Linked DNA regions of Mus musculus: region 2 is linked to region 1. The links are chromatin loops, found by intact Hi-C in ENCODE. Cell type or tissue: left cerebral cortex. All regions are shown on one strand. Links, peaks and the distances in the headings refer to the core of each region. The heading gives the core; the rest is flanking DNA.

Region 1 (5,678 bases), core at 207-5,206:
ATGCTGCTTGCCCTGTCCTACTGTCAGATGGTGGGAATCAGACACCATGACTTAAAAAGATTCATCCAGGGTCTAAGAAGGGAACCACTTCTTTTGCAGACCTGTTTCCATAGTAAGTCTTGGTGCTTTCTTACATCTGGCAGGGTTTTTTTTTTTTGTTTCTGTTTGTTTGTTTGTTTTGTTTTTTGTTTTTATATCTTCTCATGAAATCCCAGTATTGGCATCAAAAGGCTGATAGCTCCATCAGGGCCTTGTACTATGGCTGGCATTGACTGTTGTTTGCTGTCACTGTCACCAGCATGGTGTCTCCAACTGTTCCTTCTGTTAAGATTGTGAGGCATGCTTGAAGAGACTCAGAGGGATGTGGAAGAAGATAGAGTATGAGGGAGAAAAGCCAGCACTGGCGTGCCCTGGCCCGTTCCTTTCCAGGTCTCCCTCTCTCACCTGCTAGTGAAGTGTTCCAAGGGCTCAGACAGTCACCCATTCCTCTCCAGTGCTTCACAGCCTCATAGAACTGGCCACACTGACCTCTTGAGGACTTTGGATCCTTCTGGACATGTGCCGGACCTAGTGCTGTGAGTCCTTCCTGGCTGGGCTTTCTTCCCACTTCACTGTCAGGACTTCACAGTGAGCCTCTCAGCAGGGTGCTGCTCTCCTCCTGGCTGCCTGGACACAGGGTGAAGGTTCAGAAGTTTTAGATTCTTTGCAAAGTAGCTCCACATGTGTGGGAGAAATGAGCTGAAGCAAGTCACCTGACATACATTCTTGTTGTGACCTCCCTAAGCTCAGCAAGAGAGGGAGACTCCCACCCAGCAAAGGGGCAAAAGCAGCTTTTAACCTCACTGAGGAAGTGGCCATGAGTTAAGGGAGACGATGAAGCTAGCCATCAGAGTGGAGGGTGGAGGCTGCATACAGCGATGGGCAGGAATGTATCAGTTCCTGCCACTGCCTTGTATCCAGGGCTGAGCTTCTAAACCACTATCACTAAGGGAAAATCCCAGCCCTTGGTAGACAGAGTCAGGAGACTCTGGAGTTCAAGACCAGCCTGGGCTAAATAGTGTGACCCTGTTTTAGAAATTAAAGAACAAGAGAAATAAAGAGGTGTGAGGGAAAGAAAGAGAGGAAGGGCAGGGATGACTCTGTAAGTGGGTCTTCCTGGAGTGGGAATATTTTCAGACATGTTGCCACTGCTCTGTTCTGGGGACCTGTGGCCAGGATCAGGACTGCTCCTGCGTAGCCAGTGCTGGGCAACTGTACTAGAATGACCTTTCTCTTTGCTTGAGAAGCGAATGCTCTGTGCAAACTCTTATGTGATGCTGCACTGTTATTCTTAAACAGCACCGCTAGGGAGACTCCTCACTTCTTTCTCACTTAAATTATGCTGCGAAATGCCTGTCCGAGCTTCTTGTTCAGACCGCCCAACAGGAAGTAGGGTCAACTATGTTTTCAGCTCACTGTCTGGAGACTCACTCGTTCACCGTGCTGAGGTTCGTTTTGTTTTTGTTTTTGATTTTTAGAGAGAATACAATAGGGCTTAAAGTCACATTTTGATTTATTTTATTATCCAGATGTTTCATAATAAGAGAGAAACATAAAAAACAAAGGATGATTTACTATGCTTCTCATCCCAGAAGTAATAAGCTCAGCTTATTGTAGTCATATTTAACATTGGACATGGTGGCAGGGACCTGAACGTAACACCAGGGCAAGTGTTTTGAAGTTTTTTTTTTCATGTGTGTGTGTGTTTTTTTTTAGCGGTCTGTGTGTGTGTGTGTGGCATTGCTGAGGGACTAGTGAAACTGAGTGGCTCTAAATACTCATATGGGGCTTCTGATTTATCTCCTAGACTGGACCCACTTTATTTGCCTTTCAAACTATTAACAGGATTGCTGTCTAAGTGTGAGTTGACGCTCACACAAGTGGCAGGGGTAGTTTCTCTCTATGCTGTATGTATGTGATTGCATACATACTCGTGGGTGGGAAGGTACTGTTTCTCTCCATTCTACATGTGTATGATTGTATACACACTTATAGGTGTTGGGTATAGCTTCTCTCCATGTTACACAGTATGATTGCACACGTTCTCAGGTAGGAGCCATAGTTTCTTGGTCTTTAATTTTTCATATACAAGTCATGACTCCAGGTTTCCAATGAACTCCAGTAGACTCAGGATCTAGACCACCCTTTTCTTTCACCTGATGCTGGCCTGATCCGAAGCTTGCCTAGCAGGGCTGGAACCCTTTACTACACCACTCAGTTCTTCCTATATCTATTCTGTAGGGTATTGAGTAAAGAAAACTCTGTCAAAATGAGGATGACAAACTATCCTGACTTGCTTGTGACTGTTTCAGCACCAAAGTCCTGGAGTCCAAGAAGACCTGCCCTTGGTCACTCCAAGCATCTCATTGATCTTTAGGCCTGGATTGAGGGCCAACTAGTCAGTTATGTTTTGTAGGAGTTTGCTTATTTATTATAATCCTATCAAAGGCCCTTGAGATGGCTCAGTGGTATGGGCACTTGCTGCCATGCCTAATGACCTAAGTTACATAACCATATCCACAGATAGAAGGAGAAAGCCTAATCTCTCACATGTCCTCTATCTCCACAGGCAAACGCAAGAGTGGAAGAGCTTGCTCTTTCTCGAGCGTGCTCTGCTCTCTCTCTCTCTCTCTCTCTCTCTCTCTCTCTCTCTCTCTCTCTCAATGTTACAGAAGCTGTGATATCAAATTGAACTGAATGGGATTTTAAAAATAACTGTGTATATTACACCTATTTACGGTTTTGATGAATCCAGGCACAAATCATTTGGAATTTTGAAAACGTAGGTAGTTTATGAAGGCAGAAAAGGTGATCTTTCCCTTTACAAGCACTAGGTGGCAGTGTGGCTCTGCAAAAATGCAACTGACCTCAGTTAAACATTTTTGGTGGTTATTTTCCACAGGCAATTTCCAGGAAGGTGAGATGATAGCTTAGTAATTATACAGGATATTAATGAGCTTTCTTTATTTAGAATTCCCACATTCAGCTCCATTTGTCCTGTAGACAGCTCTGGCCCAGGGCTGAACTTCCAAAGCCATGCTGTGGAGAGCGATACATGGTCATCTCGCGGGTGACATGCATGTGGTCTTCTGTCTTTTCCCTTCATCCTGTCCATCTCCGTTCCTCTTTGTACAGAGGAATTTCTTTCATCACAACTGCCATTTTTGTTGTGAGGACAGTTGGGTTTTGAGGACCAAGGATCTAAGTGGATGAGGGATCCCGTCAGGGAATTCTGGACATGTCAACTCAGGCTGCACTGCATATAATCCAGAGCAAAGACATGCAAAAGCTGTCCTCATTCCCTTCATTTTGCCGTATCTGATCCTAGTTCCTAGGTCCCTCGAGTTCTTGCTTAGCCACACATCTCACTGGGGCTCATCTTGAGGTATGTGGACAAGTATGCTCTTTATGTGTAACATGACTGCCTCCTGGTGGCCTGGGTGCCCCATGCATTTCCTGGGTCACTTATTCAATCCCTCAAAGACTAGGAAATGAAGTTCACCCTCCCTATGAGGGACCAGAAGGTGTGGCCTCTGTAACTGTGGTCTTCTGGCACATACTTCATTCTCTGCTTGTTTATTGTTTGAGCCGAATCTCACTGGGTATTCTCCATTCTCATAATAAACTGCTAAAACATGGAATTCCTCAGACCTCCAGTCAGGCAGCCAGCCTCTCTCCTGCTTGGATCATGAGACTATATCTCACCAAATCCTTCAGGCCTACTAAAAACAAGCAGGGTGATATAGGGTCTGCAGATGGATGCCACACTCAAGAGCCATGCTGACTGCTCATTTCCTACCGCAGAAACTCTGGGTGCACTTGATCATGGTTATGTTCCCCTCTGCCCTAACATCTTCCAACCTGTGTGTGCTGACATCAGAAGCACTTGGGCCTTTAAGAAGGATCATTTGGAGTGTTAGTTCAGTAAGAATTCACCAAAACATTGATATTAACAAGGGGAGGCCCAGCAGAGAAGAATCTCAAGAGTAATTCTGTGAGCTTCAACGAGCAGACAACCAGCTTCAGTGATTTTGGTATCAAAGGCCCATTTCCTCCTCAACAGCCTGTTTGATCCTGGGTGTAACAGGCTGGTTTTCTTGAAGGACCTTTGCCCTGAGGTTGGTAGAGACTCACCAAGTCACAAGCAGTATTCTCAGACAGCTTCACTGTCCCCTGATATTATGTCATCGCCCTTTGAACTTACTGTCTTCCAAATCCCTTGAGCAATATACCATAAAAGTAAGAAATTAAGTGCTGGTATAGAATACATGATGTGGATGGACCCACATACTCCAGGGATGATGGCAGACAAGAAACATTGATGCCTTCACACAACATGGCCTGAGTCATCCATTGGTGACCTGAGAAGCGTCAAAGGGGGACAAGTTGACACTTGAGTATTCCTATTTCTGACCAGAGAACTAATAGTGAGTGTACTGGAGACCTTTTGTTTGTAATTTTTTTCTCTTGAGACTCTGCGGATACTGTTTAGCATGGCCAAAGGTCGGAAGCATTGAGCAGCGATGTGATGGGGTGAAAATTGGAAGCATTGCATAGCGATGTGATGGGGTGAAGACTCCCCTGCGTTCACAGCTCATGTAACCAATTAGAGTCCTCTGAGAGTTATAACTAGTTCTTACCTGTGCCTTTGACTTTCCAGAATGGACTTCGATGACGAAGATGGTGAAGGTCCCAGTAAATTCTCAAGGTGAGTTTATTTTACCTTTCTTAAGCCAGTAGCCAGCAGTCACATGACTGTCATGAACAGGCACTTAGTGCCTTTTGTCACTGAGCAAGCCATTGCCTGATCTCTGGCCCTCTTGTGTACGTCTCATTTAATGCAAGTATTTGGCTTGGTGGCAAGCAACTTAGTAATCCTGAAGTGTCCCAAGCCTAGCCTTGTGGTACATGCTTGAAATCTCAGCACTTGCGAGTATGAGGCAGAAAGATGGCAAATTCAAGATAAACCTAAGGCATAGAGCAAGATTTTGTCTCAAAATAACCCATAGCAAATGTGAGTTCTTAATCCTGTTTGCTTTTAAGTTAAACAGTAACTACTAACTTTAATGGTCTCCCTTTAAAAAAAAATCTTAGGGTTCAAGTATAGAGAGAATTATCAACATGAATCCTGTTTGTTTGTTTTTTTAACTATGGAAAATAAGGAGAAATACAGGAAATATGGAGCCTGTCTGGGTTGGTGTCAAGATCCTGACAATCAAGCTATTAACAGCATCTTTGGCTGGCTCTATGGCACTGCTCTGGGTGTAGCCGACCTTTAAGGAAGGCTCCTGGGTCAACAGTGCTGGTGGTATAAGATAGAACCATGACTTCTGATTCTTCCAGTTTGTTCTGTTGGGGCATTTTGGGACACATGGATGTGTGCTGAAGGAAGGTATCATTCCTCCATTCTTACCATACTTTTCATCTGTACCACCTTCTTACAGCAGGGCTTGCCTTGATGCCCTCATTCCTGAGAACTCTTTCTTGGTTATTGTTAACCTTAGAAACTTGCTTCCGGTGATAGCTGCTTGCCTACTGCATTCATACTCCATTTGGACTGACAGTCTTGGATGTTTGAAGCAATTTTGAGAAGTGTGATGTCCCCACAGCACATTAGGCTGGCTGTCTACTTTTCTGCA
Region 2 (5,678 bases), core at 276-5,275, 270 kb after region 1:
GTGGTGACCAGCTCGCGGGAGAAAGGTAGAAATCCACTTAAACAGCTCCTGAAAGGTTGACCAGGGTCCTAGGACTTCCTGTCCTAAATTCTTGCCAGATGTGCCCTACTGGGCAAGCTCCTTGGCCTTCAACAAAACAGGAATCTAGCAACTCGAACTTGCTAGAAACCTGGCTTCAGGATGCAGACTTCAGAATGTTCTTTTCCTGACGCCAGCTTCAGGCTCTGTGTCCAAGGGTGACCCCTGTTGGTGGCATTGCAATTTGCTCCTTTCCCCTGCTTGAGCGGTTCAGTCTCTGGGGATATACCCGAGGTTCACTGTTTTGCTTGTTTAGTAGAACTCTCAAGGTCTAGAGCCAACCCATGCAGCCTTATCCTGCTTCTTGTTTCTGATGGTTTTCTCAGTACCTTAGAGGAGAAGTCAGGGAAATCCCAGGAAGTCGGATTTGGAGAACAGAGCTACAGGTGTGGACAGCCCTTCAAACTGTGCACAGGTGTGTATGGATGGTGGTAGCGTTGGTGGTCAATAGGTGAAGTGAGGTGACCTTTGTTTTAAGGGATGGATGTGAAATATGGCTGCCTTGTCAGATTCAGGCAGTTGGTGGAGCAGGGCAAGACAAGATATGACATCCTACAGGATGAGGTCTAAGGGCTGAATATTCCAGGAAGGTGGTAGGAACTCAGTGCAGGTCTTAGAGGCTGGTGTGACGCCGTACACCCCCAGCCAAGAGCACCACTGGTCCCTCTGGGGATCCTGGCAAGAACTTGAAAGCTATCAGTTCATTTTGCAACTAGCCCCCATCTCTGCATTTATAAGTCTTGGATTTAGAGAAGTGTAGATAGGAAATCCATCAGGTTCACATTGCTGGTAATCCACACCAAAAGAATTACCCATCATACACTGCGGGTTACAAAGGCCTGGGTAGAAATGCTGAGTGGACGTGGCTGGAGAATCTGGTTTTAGACATGTGGAGCCTGTCTGTAATTCATCAGCTTCTTCCACCCCAGGCATGAGCCGATGATAAAAGAAAACTGGATGCCAGAGGAATGAGCTGGACACTCTGCATCTTGGAGAAAGCATGACAAAGCACTTCCCAGAGCCCATCCCTTAAGCAGGAGATTACTCCTCATCCCTGAGATGCCTGTGAAGATGAGCTCCTCCCTTGCTTTGCAGCCTCTGGTCTGTGCTCCACTGGTGGGAGAAGGAGCCCCAGTGAGGCTGGTCCAAGCACAATGCCCAGTCACCTGCTCCTCCTTGTTTGTGGGCCTGGGGAATGGGTTCCTTAAGAAAGGGATTCAGCAAGTATGTGTACTGCAAGGACTGGATAGGCACTTTATAAGGAGGTAGGTCTCAGTTTTATTCTGCTAGAAAGGGAGAGCAAAGAAAGGAAGCTTGCTACCAGACCCCGTTGATGGTATGCTTGGAGTTCAAAGGCAAACTGAGACTCTTGATCTTTGGTTCCAGCTTTCTAGAGAAGATCTGGGGTGGAGTGCTGTGCTTCCCTGGTTCCAACACATGGCCCAAAGGCTGCTGCCCAGAGGACCTAGACAGGGGCTTCCAAAGTCTCTGCCATAGACTGGCCCTAAAGCCTGCACTGAGATTCCTAAAGCTGGTGGGCACTGCCTAGAATGAAGACCCTCTCGCACAGCAGTGAGCATAGGACATTGGCAGGCAGGAAGAAATGTGTACTTGAGAACTCTCATTAACCAGAGGAGGGAGCTGAGCAATAAGTCTCAAAGAGGGACAGCATATAGAATTGCAACCAAAGCTGTCATCTTAGAATTAAAATGAAATGGAAAAAAAAATCCCCAGCACCTTTCACCCTTTTTGCCAGGGTCAGAGTGGATAGGTAGCTGGTGCTCAGGGCACCCAGTGTTGAGGAGATGCTAGATGCTCTGGGTGGGCTTACTTATTCCTATGGCAGAGGATAACTCACTGGTGGCACTGTCTTGTTTTGATCCTTGAGAACATTGTCCTGTCCAGGCACAGACTACATGCAGGATAGCAAACACTTACTATGACTTAGTACCCACAAAATCTCACTGAAATCCTCTCTCCAGGCTCATGGGAGCCCAATGGTGAAGTCCCTTGTTTATGGTCAAGTAACTGGCATGTGCAGAAAACTGACACATGTGAAGAAGTAACTCTACTATCCGTGTGTGTGTGTGTGTGTATGTGTGTGTCCCCTAAGACAGAGGTCAAGCTGCTTGGAGTGTTATTTGTTTTTGAGACCGGGTATCTCTATTTTACCCGGACTGGCCAGCAAGCCCCAACAAGCCACCTGTCTCCACCTCCCCAGCTCTGGAATTACAAATTAGGGCTATTGCCCACCCAAGGCATTTTTATGAGGATTCTGGGAACTGAACTCTGTTTTTTCAAACCTGTAAACATCTTAGCGGTCATCTCCCTAGCTTTCAAAACAAGATCTTCTCTAAGAGACCTCTAGACCTAGGCGATCCTGGATTCTGTTGCTATGTTGGCTTACAAAAAGTGTTACGGGTTTGAAATCTAACAGCCTGAACGTAGAGTGGTGGCGACTCTGTCAAAATCTCTTTTTTCTGGCTGACTGTCCCTTGGGGAGGCCACTGGATACAAGCTGCGCTTCCATCACTAAGCCCTCGGAGGTCCGCAGCTTTCGTCCTAGGCTCCAGCGCCCTCACCTGGTGGCCACGGCTTGTCCCGGCGGCGGCTCTCGGGCTCAGGTCTGCGGCTCCCGGAGCGGCCGCCAGAGCCCGCCCGGGTCCAGCCCCGCAGGCCGCCCACCGCGGTGAGTGGGAGGACGCTGCCCAGAGACAGGGGTGGGACAGGGGGGACGGGATGAGTGCGGGCGCCGGGGGCTCTGGTGGGGAGGAGTCAGGCCCGGAAGGCGACTATAAAAAGCGTCGGCTCGGGCTGGCAGCTCCGAGCTAGCTACTAAGCCAGTGAGCGCGCGGAGTCGAGCGAGGAGCGCCTTCTGCGCTGAGTGGCAGTGGTCTGGTGCTGCTGGAGCACTGTGCCGAGTGAGGTCGGAATCTGCACCCCACTTTCCGCCAGCTCCCGTCCCACTTGCTTACGCTCAGGAGCTCAACGCGTGGGATCAGATACTAGACTACGGGATGCTGCACTCCAGATCCCCGAGGCGTGGCAGGGTCTCGGTCATCAACCTGAGGTAAGAGGACCGGAGCTAGGGCGCGAGGGCTGCTTGGGTTAAGCTATGGGGAGGAGAGGAGAGACCGGATCCCACATTCTCCCCTCTGTTAGGTAGAACGTTGCCCTCCATCAGTCTGATTGTCCAGCCTATTATTCTATGCTGTCTACCACTGTCTGTCTGTCTGTCTGTCTGTCTGTCTGCCTGCCTGCCTATCCATGAATATATTGGTGGGCACACGCCTCCGCCACGGTCCTTCGTCTCTGAAATCTTTACAAATGTCAGGTGTTGGGGACACCATCGTCCAGGAATGTATTCGACGGGAGGTGGATTTCTGTTTTGCTTAGTTTGTGCCCCTGTGAATGGCACCAGATGTTCACACAAACAACAGTGTCTAATCGAAGAGAGATGGCCCCTAGGCAGGTCTCGCAAGGAGCCCGGTGCAGGGAACGCGCTTACCGTGTGGCTAATGGTGAGCTTCGCAAGACTGTACCTTGTCGCTACCACGTAGGCAAGGTCTCCTGGGTTCCCTAACCTGCCTCTGCCCTCCCAGTGATACGCTGGCACCGGGCTGGAGGAGATGATCTGATGTTAGACGACCTCGGTGGCCTCTGCTGTTATTTAAACAAACACTAAGCCTGGCAGCGCTGCAGGGACATTTGGTGGCCCCTGGCAACAGACAGCATCTGCAAGAAGGGTCTCGCTAGATTGACAGAAAAACCAAGGTCTCCATAAGGCACAAGACTGAGTTGTCCACGGTTCTCAAGCTCTCCGCTCTGGTTCGGTGACATCTCGGAATGAACCCCAGAGAATCCTTGTGCTCTTGACCGAGCGTTGTGCCGGTGTTCCCCAAGACTGGACACTCTACCCGCCCCAGGTCTGAGGTTCTCAGTCCTGCTCCGAGCAGCCAACTCTGCCCACAGGTAAGACCTTCTCTTTAAAACCAAGCTTTTGATGTGAGAGCCACGGCTTGGCTGAAGCCTGTCCAGGAGACCGTGAGCCAGGGAGTCATTTCCATCTCCGCGGTCTGGAGAGGGACCCTAAGGCGCGCCCGCGGGCGGGGAATAGGCTGCTCCGCGTGCCCAGGCTCGGCGCCACCATGGACAGCTCCCAGCTACTTCCGCCACTCGGGGCCTGTGGCCCTGAGTCTGGTGTGTTCAGGCACCTCCCTCACTGATTAAGGTGTTCAGACACTAGGAAGGTAGAGAGGGACTAACAGTCTTGGGGACCTAGGCATTTTTTTCTGGAGGCACTAACCACTCAGGAGGGAGCCTACTTTGCCGGAGGCTGTGGTTTTCTACCAGGTCCCAGCAGAGCTTGCATCTTTTTCTGTGTAGCCCCTTGATGTCACTAGGGGCTTCCTTTATTCTTATGTGACAACATGGAGATCCCTCAGAGGTGAGACAGGTGTGAAACTTTTGTTCTATGACCCAGACAATGAGGTAAAAGTATATATAATTAGATACAGAACTAAACTGCTTTCAGTGCACGGTGTAAGGTCAGTTTTGTAAAATTAAACAATGTAATAATATGATAATGAATCAATACTTTAGTTTCACAGTTTATGAGAGAATGGAGAAAAAAAACACATTTAAAAAATTACGAAGGAAGTGTCTGAGTGGGTGTATAAAGCAGCCATGCTCTTTCTGATCCTAACAGTGTCCTCTAAAGCTGGACTCTTGAGGAAGCTTCCAAAGGCTCCACATAGCCGTAGCTGATGGATGGTTCAAACTGACTATCTGGGAACAGAGTAGGGATTATGTCCTTCTTTTATTAAGAAATGATACGGGATGGGATCTTTTGTCAGTACTACCTACACTCAAATACAGAAATGTGTGTCTCTTTATTTTAAAAACTGCAAGAAATCAGGTCTTTCCTGCTTGTGACTGAAGCATACATATAATAAATAGTTACAAAAAGAGAAAGGAAAGGAGAGAGGGAAAGAAAGAGAGAAACAGAGAGATCTGTGACTTCAGGAAAGTCAACTTTTTTTCCTCCCCTGTAACTGGGGGCAAGCGGAATCGCTCGGTAAGTGGCTGAAATTACCAGTATAAGGCAAAGCATTTAAGTCCAGTGCTGAGCACAGAGAACTCTGCTAGAATGATCCAGATTACAGGTGCATTTCCAAGTGCTGCGCATTTTTCTGAAATGCTTACCCGCCCCCTGTCCCCTTTCTTAGCCCAGTAACTGGTTGGGATTGGTTCTACCACCTTGTTATTTTCACATTGGTGAAAGTGCTGAAGGAAGAGAAGTGGAAGGATTTTTACGAAAGACAAATCAGTTCACTGTTTCCCTACCTGCACGACTTGGAGCAAATACTGTTTTTAAAAAGAAATAAGTCAGCCGGGCGTGGTGGCGCAAGCCTTTAATCCCAGCACTCGGGAGGCAGAGGCAGGCGGATTTCTGAGTTCGAGGCCAGCCTGGTCTACAGAGAAACCCTGTCTTGAAAAACCAAAAAAAAAAAAAAAAAAGAAAGAAATAAGTCAGTTTCAGCGCTCCGTTTTAGCCCTTTGATCTAGACCAGCGGTTCTCAACCCATGGGTTGTAAACC

Evidence for each region. A loop is a pair of places that touch in the nucleus more often than their neighbours do. Peaks named below come from ENCODE experiments on the same cell type or tissue, not always from the same donor. Only the 100,000 strongest peaks of a DNase experiment are listed, where the experiment ranks them.
Region 2: it touches region 1 in a loop (6-fold over the local background); 31 of 42 quality-filtered maps call a loop at or near these places.

The regions. Positions count from the first base shown.
Region 1 is chr7:84,353,589-84,359,266 of GRCm38, reverse strand. Arnt2 (aryl hydrocarbon receptor nuclear translocator 2) reads left to right here. Exons shown (of 19, transcript NM_007488.3): 3 at 4,700-4,747. Among named protein-coding and RNA genes, the nearest start is that of Gm30873, 20 kb to the right of the region's middle. In left cerebral cortex, for the core only: CTCF peaks have their summits at 1,333, 2,871 (motif pointing right), 3,473 (motif pointing left) and 4,827; DNase peaks (open chromatin) are centred at 649, 2,470, 2,900 and 3,468; H3K27ac peaks cover 1,468 bases.
Region 2 is chr7:84,083,728-84,089,405 of GRCm38, reverse strand. It overlaps Cemip (cell migration inducing protein, hyaluronan binding), which reads left to right and starts at 2,901. Exons shown (of 29, transcript NM_030728.4): 1 at 2,901-3,148. In left cerebral cortex, for the core only: a CTCF peak has its summit at 2,679 (motif pointing left); DNase peaks (open chromatin) are centred at 2,684, 2,920, 3,741 and 4,093; H3K4me3 peaks cover 2,927 bases; H3K27ac peaks cover 1,254 bases.